Regions from separate parts of the Homo sapiens genome. Here region 1 is linked to region 2. A link is a contact called in ENCODE Hi-C or POLR2A ChIA-PET data. All regions are on one chromosome and are shown on one strand. The core of a region is the stretch at or near the end of the contact, and the rest is flanking DNA. Distances in the headings are between cores, read along the strand shown. Region 1 holds the start of ZNF200 (zinc finger protein 200). Region 2 holds the start of ZNF213-AS1 (ZNF213 antisense RNA 1).

Region 1 (4,881 bases), core at 130-2,629, 100 kb before region 2:
GTAAATTTTGATCTGAAAAGGCAGATATTCCTTATTTTTCTAGAATGTCTTGGTGCCACACAGTTTTCATACTCGTTTCTTTGTAACATATTTTAAGCCATCGTCAGCCATTAGTCAGGTATAATTAACTTTAAGAAGAGGCATTCATTTATATTTTTACTTTTGTCAACTTTCTGGAGGCTGGTATTACATCGAGAAATAAGGCCATCCCTGCCCACAAGTTGTCCGAACCCTGATCAGTGCGTCACTGGGGAACGAACCGAGTGTGGATACAACGCACAAACACAAAACTCTGTTCGGCCTCCGTAGGAAGCTGAAATTGAGAAAGGAAACCGAGACAGTAGGAGAAGGGCAATTAAGATGTCTTTAAAAACAAGACGGCCGGTGCGGACAGCAGTGTAGAAGTTAGCAAGCTGGAGTGGGCAATGTCGGTGCCCCATCTCTAACCTATGGGAGTCACCAGAGCGGGGGCGGAGTCCCATGGCGGCCACACCCTGTCCGCCTCCGCAGTCTTTTTACTGGAGAACCGCAGTAAAAGGCGGAAACCGCGGAGGCGTCTTGATTTTCCGGTCGGAGAGATAGCTTGCTTCCTTTAAGCCTCGGGGTAGGGGGGTGGGGAGGGTAGGGGGGTGGGGAGGGTAGGGGGGTGGGGAGGGTAGGGGGGTGGGGGGGTGGGGAGGGTAGGGGGTGGGGGGGTGGGGAGAGTAGGGGGGTGGGGAGAGTAGGGGGGTGGGGAGAGTAGGGGGTGGGGGGGTGGGGAGAGTAGGGGGGTGGGGAGAGTAGGGGGTGGGGAGAGTAGGGGGGTGGGGAGAGTAGGGGGGTGGGGAGAGTAGGGGGGTGGGGGTTGGGGGGTGGCGCCGTGGGGGGTGGCGGGGTGGGGGGTGGGGGGTGGGGAGAGTAGGGGGGTGGGGGGTGGGGAGAGTAGGGCGGTGGGGGAGTGGCGGGGTAGGGGGGTGGCGGGGTGGGGGGTGGGGGGAGCGCGGGCGCTGGGTGGGCGGGGGGTGGGGCGGTGGGGGGGCCTGCCCCGCCCCAACCGCCGCGCCTGACGGTCGTCCATTGGTTGTTTGCATTCGAACTACATTTCCCAGCAGGCCCTGGGGTTAGACTGGCCGCAGCTGGAGAGGTGCCAGCCCGTCGTGGATGACTAGAGCCAACCACCTGCCTTCCGTCTTCCAGGCAGAACCACAGAGAGGCTACAGCCGTCCTGGCCTCCCTCCGGCCCTGAGAGCTCCTCTGGCCTGTCTCAAGTCTTAACGTCTCAAGCGCAGACTGCCGGCTCCGAACGGGGAGACCAGGCTTCTGCACCGGAAACAAGGCACCGGTTGTGACGTCACAGCCGCAGAGCGCCCGACTTCCCAGAAGGCACCGAGTCCCTGCCGTTCTCCTCAACTGGCGGCGGCGCGAACGAATAGTCGCCGGCGACCTGTGAGGGCACTCGGAAGGGCGAGGGGAGGGCTCGACCGCTCGCGCCTAGTTTTTCTATCTCTCCCGGAGCCTGAGTCTCTGAGCCGTCCCCAGCAAACGCTCAGGGGCTGCAGAGGCCCCGAGAGGTGAGGGGCTCCGTGAGGGCGGGAACCAGGCTGAGGCCGCCTCTGGGGAGCGGAGCGTGTCCGTTGCTGAGGGAGCAAGGCCGGGTAGGGAGCCTGGTGAGCGCCTCAGGCAGGGGCGCACGCTGAGCTTTACGGTAAAGGTGTTCCTTGACCAGCGGAAGAGGCCCCAGAGTGAGCCTGGCCCGGCGGTCCTTAGTGGGATGTCGCCTGCCGCTCTCAGCAGAGCTTTGACGGCGGAGAGGAGTCGGCAGGCGGTGTGTGGACACCTCCTCGGCCTTGCATCTGCTCCCCGGGAGAGTCACCAACCGCCTCCCCGCCCAAAGGGCACCGGAGGGAGCTTCGGTTCGAGGGGTACAGTATGGCCAGATTCAGTGACCAACCTGCTTTTAGGCAGATGTCCTCGGTATTGACCCCAGATTTCCTGTCTTCTAGCCCATTGCTCTTTCTCCAAGCCTGATTTAACCTATTCCTGGTGGGTTTTACACACCGTCTTTCTTTCTGTCTTTTCTTTCTTTTTCCTTTTATTTTCTTTCTCTTCCCTGATTCCCTTCCTCCTTCTTTCCTTTCTCTTTTCCTTTCTTTTTTTAGAGTCAGGGTCTTGCTTTGTCGCTCAGACTGCAGTGCAGTGGCGCGATCACAGTTCACTGCAGCCTCGACCTCCTGGGCACAAGCAATCCTCCCAGCTCCCCAGTAGCTGGGACCACAGGCTTGTGTCGCCACGCCCAGCTAATTTTTTTTTTTTTTATGGAGTCGGTGTCTTGCTGTGTTGCCCAGGCTGGTCTTGAACTCCTGGACTCAAGCGATCCACCCGCCAGGGCCTTCCAAAGTGCTGGGATTACAGGTGTGAGCCACCGGTACCTGGCCACACTTTGTATTTCTCAGGAGGCTGGACCTTGGCCTTCTCCGCTCCACCCTTACTCCCTTCCCTTTGGACTTGAGGTTTGCACAGTCTCTGTTTTTCATTCTCAGGATCTTCCTTTCACATCTTCCTAAGCATATCTTGTTCAAATACTGCGTTTCAGTTATGATTTCCCTATCCCAGCTGTCGTTTTCTTTAGATCTCATGTAGCCTCACCAGCCATGCCACATATTGGAGTGCAGTAATGCCGTGCCTGGTCTTTTGGGTAATCCCTGGTTTCTCTGTCTACAGCTTGGCTCTCTGGCAGATTTCCTCTAGTAAGAGGTGGCTCTGGAGGCCCCGCGAAACGAGTGTGGTGTGTGGTTGCAAGGCATGATGGCTGCAAAAGTGGTTCCTATGCCCCCAAAGCCAAAGCAGTCCTTTATACTGAGAGTTCCGCCAGACTCCAAGCTGGGCCAAGACCTACTTCGAGATGCCACTAACGGGCCCAAGACCATCCACCAGCTAGTGCTGGAGCACTTCCTCACCTTCTTGCCCAAGCCAAGCCTGGTCCAGCCCAGTCAGAAAGTCAAGGAGACCTTGGTTATTATGAAAGATGTGAGCTCAAGCCTTCAGAACAGAGGTGAGAAGCACATGCTTGTTTCACTAGAAGAGGAGGAGGAGGTACTGGAGTCTAAGATAGGTTTCTGTGTTAGTTATAAATTCAAGTTAGGATGGTGTATATTGGAAAAGGAGTCAATTCTAGTGTTGGAAAGAGGAAGTTCTTCTCAAGTGCTGGGTGTGAGTAAGGCCACAGAATAAACAGTGTGCATCTTTCTGTAGTGTCAGTTTTACCCAAACATTCTGAGGGAAATATCTTTTAAGGATAAATCAGATGAATTATTGAGTTAGGTTGATGTGGAATTTTAGAAATTTTGTGCTTTTTCTGGGCATCTTCACACTTTACGTTGCCCTAAGCTCTCCTTTAGTAATACTCTATGGGAAATTCTGAAAGGTGCTTAGAGAAGTCATTCTTTTCATAACAGGGAGATGCCATAGGTTCAAGACCCTAGAGTTTATGGCTTGAACTCTATAAGGGCTCACAGGAGCAGAAAAGGCCATGAGTTACCTGTCAAAGGAATGAGGACAGCCTGGCCTCGCGGTATGGGGAGTCTCTGTGTTAGAGTCACTGAGTTTTTCACTAACTAAACCTTCCTCTTTCCCCAGTGCATCCTCGTCCCTTGGTGAAGCTTCTGCCCAAAGGAGTCCAAAAGGAACAAGAGACAGTGTCTCTGTATTTGAAAGCTAACCCTGAGGTGGGTTTGGTTTTCCCATTTACTGCCTGAATCCATCACCTTCCGTGCTTGGCCAACCTGTGTGTAAAAACACATTCTTAGGAGTTGGCCTTCTTGGGTGTTTTTCTTCTGCTTTTTCCTTGAGCCCTTCTCAGCCTGGCTGTCCTGTCTTTGCTGCACCTCTGTGGGATTTATAGGTCCCTCTTGCTATCCCTTCCCTTGATCTTTGTGTGTCAGCTTTTCTTACCAGTAGGGCTGTCAGTGAACCTCAGTTACTAAGATGAAAGGGGCCTCTTGCTCTTTCAGGAGCTGGTGGTCTTTGAGGATTTGAATGTATTTCACTGCCAGGAAGAATGTGTGAGCTTGGATCCTACTCAACAACTCACGTCAGAGAAGGAAGATGACAGCAGTGTCGGGGAAATGATGTTACTGGGTAAGAAATCACAGCCTTTGTGTGTTCAGGTTGTTTGCTTTGGGAAAAGCATGTCCTTCATCTCTTTAGCTTTGGGGGACGATTCACACCTGGTAAGCCTATGTGCACACACACATTTTATTTTACTTTTGTTTTATTCAATGTAGCAGAGCCTTGCCACAGAACTCCAGCTGTGGGTGGGTGGCCATTTTTCCCTGTATCTTGGGGGCAGTGAGGGGAGAGGTAGGGAAAACCTGCAGACATAGAAACTGTGGATATAGAAACTGTTCTGAACCCATTTTCTGAACTCTGTTCTCAACAGGTATATTTGAATGTTTTCATTGAACACATGACTAACTCTTGTAATCCCCCTCCCCTTTTTGATGTTCAATAGATGTGAAGACTACTAGCCTAAGTGAAAATATATTCCACTATTGGTGAAAGTAATGTTTAACACTTAATGAGCACTTATATGCTGTTACATGCTAGGCACTAGTCCAAATGCTTTTCATGTGTTTATTCTCTCATGTACTTCTCAGAGTAATACTGAGTGGTATAGAAATTACTGCCACCTTACAGGTGACAGAACTGAGGCAGAGAGGGGTTACAAAATTTGCTAAAGTTCACACAGTTGTAAGTAGGGGAACAGGGATTCGGACTCAGGGAATCTGACATCAGAATTTGCAGTAATGGCCCAGGGCTGTACTGTCTCCTAGATGCATTTCTCATAATTTTGTCAATGAATTCCGTGTATGGTTGGTGAATGGGGCATTCTTTATTTGTCCT
Region 2 (5,190 bases), core at 2,256-4,755:
CGAGACCAGACCGGGGGAGACAGAGTTTACTCCCTGGGAAGGAGACACAGGACATGACCCTCAGGATGCTGGGGTGTGGGAAGGAGACCAATATGGTGCCCCAGGAAAAGTCCGGAGGAGAATGTGATACCAGGTAATGCTGTGTGCCCAAGGATGCTCCCCGATCATTCACGAGGCAAGAACCAGCCCTGAAAGGCCAGAATCACAGCCACTTAGCAAGGGGGTAGCTGGGGACCCTCCTGCCAAAGGCAGAACCCCATCCCCCAGCCACTCATTAGAACCTCCCCAGATGCATCCAATGTGAAGGACCCAACATCCCACAAGGTAGCAGAGGCCCCGGACAGCTCCACCTTCTCGCCCCACTCTGGAGCTGGCTCTATGCACACCCTTGTGTCCCCAGAGCCAGGCCTAGAGCAAAATGCAAATAAACATCAGCAGACCCTGCATGGAGCTAAAACCTCCTGTCTGGAACATTCGCACTTCAGCCCTATTGCTGCCTTCCAAAGCCACAAAAAATAAATCACATTTACTTTGGATCGCATCTTTCAGAAAGGCACCCATGGCACACTGTGCTTGTGTGCCTGCTCCTGGGGGCTCTGTGTCTCCCCTACCCTGTGAGCCTCTGGGAGACTTATCTCTGCAGGTTACCCACTTCTCTCGAGCTCAGATACCATCCAGGTGCCCCTGGATGTGGAAGGGCCCCTCACCTGTCGCCAGGCTTTCACTGGCTGCTTCTGTAGGTCCTCCACCAAGGCGACAGCCTCCTCACCGCTTCCCGGGTGCTGCTCACGCACCCAGCCCTGGATCTCCCCTGGCAGCACTGTCAGGAACTGCTCCAGCACCAGCAGCTCCAGGATCTGCTCCTTGGTACGCAGCTCGGGCCGCAGCCAGCGGCAGCAGAGCTCCCAGAGCTGGCTGAAGGCCTCATGAGGCCCATGCACATCCCCGTAGCAGAATTGCCGGAAGCGCTGGCGGCAGGCTTCGGAATCCCTGCCATCCTCATGCTGGGCAGATTCCTGTTCCCAGGAGGAATCTTCCACTTTCACAATCAGAAGCCCTTCTCCCTCCCCAGGGGCCTGGTCCTGGGCCTCCAAGGGGGCTGCCATTCCCCTGGCCTGAGGCTCAGGGTTGGTCGGCTTCAACCTGGGCCCCAGAACCTGTACTTTCAGTCTCCCAGAGGGATCCCCTGTGGTAGCTGGGCTGGCATCTGGATGTGTACTCCTGGGGAAAGAGCAAAATGGCAGGACTGAGGAGGAAGGATGTGGAATACACGAGCAAACCCCAGGCTGAAGAGCCATCCAGTCCCCATCCTTTCATGGCCCTGAAGCCTTTTCTAGGCTTTACTGTAATGCCTTGCTCATGTGACTGTCTCTCCTATTAACACAGGCCCACAAGCTCTCATCCCAAAGCCAGAAATCCAAAACCCGGGTGTTTCATAACTCTTTGACAGCAAAACCCAATGTCATTCATTTGGCAGCACCACCTGACCTGATATAAGCATATTTATAATCTCAATTTATTCCACTAAATGTAAATGTTCAAAATTATGGTGGAAATATTAATAACATATATCTTCAGTTTATAAAATTTCATTGAGCTATACCCACTCGTGTGTTTTTCTGTATTGCACATTATACATCAATTAAATATCTTTTTTTTTTTTTTTTACTGAGAGAGAGTCTCACTCTGTCGCCCAGGCTGGAGTGCAGTGGCGCAATCTCAGTTCACTGCAACCTCTGCCTGCCAGGTTCAAGCGATTCTCCTGCTTCAGCCTCCCAAGTAGCTGGGACTACAGGCACCAGCTACCACGTCCAGCTAATTTTTTGTATTTTTAGTAGAGACGAGGTTTCACCATGTTGGCCAGGATGGTCTCAAACTCCTGACCTTGTGATCCACCCGCCTCGGCCTCCTAAAGTGCTGGGATTACAGGCGTGAGCCACTGCGCCCGGCCTAATTAAAAAATTTTAACTGATATGTTTCATTATTTAGTGTTGCCCCAGATCCCTCTGGAGATGTGCTTGATATATCGTCTGTGCACTATATTATCTTTCTCAAATTTGAAAACCTCTGAATTCCAAAACACATCTGGCCCTGAGGTGTCACAGAAGGGCTTACAGACACCATCCAAAGCCATTTATCCACAGGTACATATAAATGTATGACACATTTATACCTTACATTGTTACTCTCTACTGAAAAGTGTATTATGCAATTTTCAGTAATCGATTTTTTGTTTCAACAATAAAAATACAAACTGGCCGGGCTTGGTGGCTTATGCCTGTAATCCCAGCATTTTGGGAGACAGACACAGGATGATTGCTTGAGGCCAGGGGTTCAAGACCCCTTTGGGAAGACAATGTGAGACGCCATCTGTACCAAAAAACAAAAAAAGCCAGGTGGGGCTCCTGTAGTCCCAGCTACTGGGGAGGCTGAGGAGGAAAGATTGCTTGAGTCCAGGAGTTTGAGGTTGCAATGAGCTATGATCGCACCACTGTACTCCAGCCTGGGCAACAGAGTGAGACCATCTCAAAAAAAAAAAAAAAAGAAAGAAAAGAAAAGTAAAAAGAAAATGAAAAAAATACAAACCATCTTAATAAAAAAGGGAAGATTCAAACAATATAGAAATCTGTAAAACTCTCCCTTCCTCAATACCATTGTACCCCCCGACTTAACAGTCTGACAAATGACGTCCCAGACCTTTTCCTGTGCTTTTACTAAAAAAGTCATCCATAGCGGGGAGAAAAGGTGCTTGATGTGTTTCTACATAAATGAGACCTTACTGCACAGACATTAGCGGCACTATGAGCTTCCGCGGTATGGATATGCTCTAGTTTCTTAATCAATACTCGAGTGATGCATTCGGGTTGTTTCCAATTCTTTAGTCCATCCTAAGCACTTTATTTATTCTGCTCCTCACAAGACCCCTGAAAGGTGCGCGCACCATTCTCATCCTCTGGTGACTTCGAAGAAGACTTTCCTCGAAGAGGGCCAGGACTCACCAGGGTCGCTCAGCAGGACACGGCAGGCGGGAAGGCGAGCCAGCCGGAGCCCCGCGCTGTCCACCGCAGCCTCGCCCGCGGGGCGAGCGGCGATCGTACAGGGGCGTCTGCCGGGGGACCAAGCTGGCAGAGCGGCGCGGGGGACCAGCACTTCCTAGCAGTGCGCGCGCCCTCCGGCCTCTGCCTCGGGGCGCTGATCCCGGCCACTCGGAGCCCGGTGCTTGATGTTGGAGCCAGGCGGCCAGAGGCCCCGTCCCCGCCCCGGCCCCCGCCCCCGCCCCCGCCCCCGAAACACACAACGCCCACTACGGCCCAGGAGATCCCACTTCCGCCGCGAGCTCCCGGCGCCGGAAGTCCTCGCGGGGCTCGCTGGGAAACTACGCTACGCAAGCATTCCCCAGCTCCCAGAAAGCCGTTCGTCCACTGAGCCCGCCTTCTCCATGACCGATGGCCAATGAACAGGAAGAATTCTCAGGCTGCCTATTAGAAGACAGAAACTCCATACGCGTCATACACCTGCACCCGGGAGGAAAGGCGAGGCTCTGCATCTAGATTTACCTCGTTCTCTTTTGTCTCCGCTTTTTTTTCACATTTCCTTGCGACCCTGGCCCTTGAGCGACAAAAAGGGGAAGCCAAGGCTGGCCCGAGGAACGGAGAGGGCACATGGCCTAGCCACAAGTGGAGCTTCTGCTCCGCCCGAAGGGATGCGCTGGAGCGGCCTCTTCCTTCTGCCACGGTCTTTCTTTGCCAACTAGTAGGTGAGGGCCGAAAGGCCGCGGGCCGTGGAGCTCGGGCCGGGGAGACTCTTTTCTAGCCTCTTGGGTCCCGCTCCTCCCAATTCCCTGGAGAGGCGTCGAGCTTGCTGGGAAGTGCCCTCGGGTAAGGGGCGCGGAGCCTCCTGCGGCGATCCTCTGTCTTCGGGTCGCCTTAGCAGGACGCGGCAAGCGGGACACTGACCTGGCCGGAGTCCCGCGTTCTCTCACCAGCTGCTTTGTCCACGAGTTGCTGCTGGGCGTCAGGGGTCCCACGGCCCGGAGGGATCTAGAGCAGGGGGGCTCGGGGTCCTTTCCATACCCTCGGATCCTCTCCCACTCTCTCCACGCCTCGACCCGGAGATGATTTCAGGCTCCAGATCTCTTTCATAAATGGAAAGAGTTTTTTTGGTTTGTTTTGTCTTAATTATGTAGGTGTTGCATGCTTGGAAGAGAAAATTTAGAAAATTAATTGGAAAACCATAAAGATAGCTTTCTCGTGATAGCCACAAGGCTTGCTCCCTCATTCTGCTCATATGTCACCCCCTCAAGGAGGCCTTCCCCAGCTCTGTAAACAACCTGTGCTCGGCGTTAACTTTTCTCCCTAATGTTTATCACTACCTGACATATACGTGTTTCCCACGACTCAACGATAAGTGTTCATGAGGGCAGACACTTTTTAATGCCCTATGACAAGCACCTAGAATTGTGCCTGGCACATGGTAGATGCTTAGTAAATATTTGTTTAATGAATGAAGGTAAAAAACATTTCTAATACGACCATCCAGGAATAAGTACTATTCATGTTTTAGTGTGTTCTTACAGTTTTACTGTTCAGACAGTTATATGCCTGTGAATATATATTATATATGTGTGTATATATATATATATATATATATATATATTTTTTTTTTTTTTTTGAGACAGAGTCTCGCTCTGTCACCCAGGCTGGACTGCAGTGGCGCGATCTTGGCTCACTGCAACCTCCGCCTCCTGGATTCAAGCGATTCTTCTGCCTCAGCCTCCCGAGTAGCTAGGATTACAGGCATGTGTCACCACGCCCGGCTAATTTTGTATTTTTAGTAGAGACGGGGTTTCTCCGTGTTGGTCAGGCTGGTCTCGAACTCCTGACCTCAGGTGATCTGCCCGCCTCGGCCTCCCAAAGTGCTGAGATTACAGACGTGAGCCACCGTGCCTGGCGGAATTTTCATATTTTAAGTCCCCCACCCTTGGACATTTAGATTTTTTCCATCTTTCTGTATTTGCAGATATGCTTCTACGTACACCTTTATTCATTTGCTTGAACATTTCCCTGAGAAAAACTAGAAATGGAATTGCCAGATTACTTTGTGTACATGTTTCCAAACTGTCCTCCAGAAAGAATGTAATGCTTTGAACTTCCACTTGAGAATCAAATGTTTACCTTCCTCTGTTCCTCC

Evidence for each region. A loop is a pair of places that touch in the nucleus more often than their neighbours do. ChIA-PET counts read pairs that join two places held with the same protein, here RNA polymerase II (POLR2A). Pooled maps may share reads with other maps.
Region 1: a pooled map shows a loop between it and region 2 (13-fold over the local background). The contact joins the promoter of ZNF200 here to the promoter of ZNF213-AS1 in region 2. A Hi-C loop is called at or near these places in 1 of 37 single-sample maps with no recorded cell type and 12 of 50 pooled maps. POLR2A ChIA-PET finds 5 or more read pairs at or near these places in 4 of 52 experiments (Caco-2, MCF 10A, common myeloid progenitor, CD34-positive and 1 more).

The regions. Positions count from the first base shown.
Region 1 is chr16:3,231,656-3,236,536 of GRCh38, reverse strand. ZNF200 (zinc finger protein 200) reads left to right here and starts at 1,379. Exons shown (of 5, transcript NM_198088.3): 1 at 1,379-1,550; 2 at 2,701-3,031; 3 at 3,616-3,704; 4 at 3,990-4,116. The coding sequence starts at 2,782. RefSeq lists enhancers at 1,061-1,270, 1,281-1,340.
Region 2 is chr16:3,133,197-3,138,386 of GRCh38, reverse strand. ZNF213-AS1 (ZNF213 antisense RNA 1) reads left to right here and starts at 3,505. Exons shown (of 6, transcript NR_110900.1): 1 at 3,505-3,757. It overlaps ZNF213 (zinc finger protein 213), which reads right to left and starts at 3,358. Exons shown (of 6, transcript NM_004220.3): 1 at 3,000-3,358; 2 at 708-1,221. The coding sequence starts at 1,106. RefSeq lists a silencer at 3,068-3,297 and enhancers at 3,408-3,597, 3,608-3,777.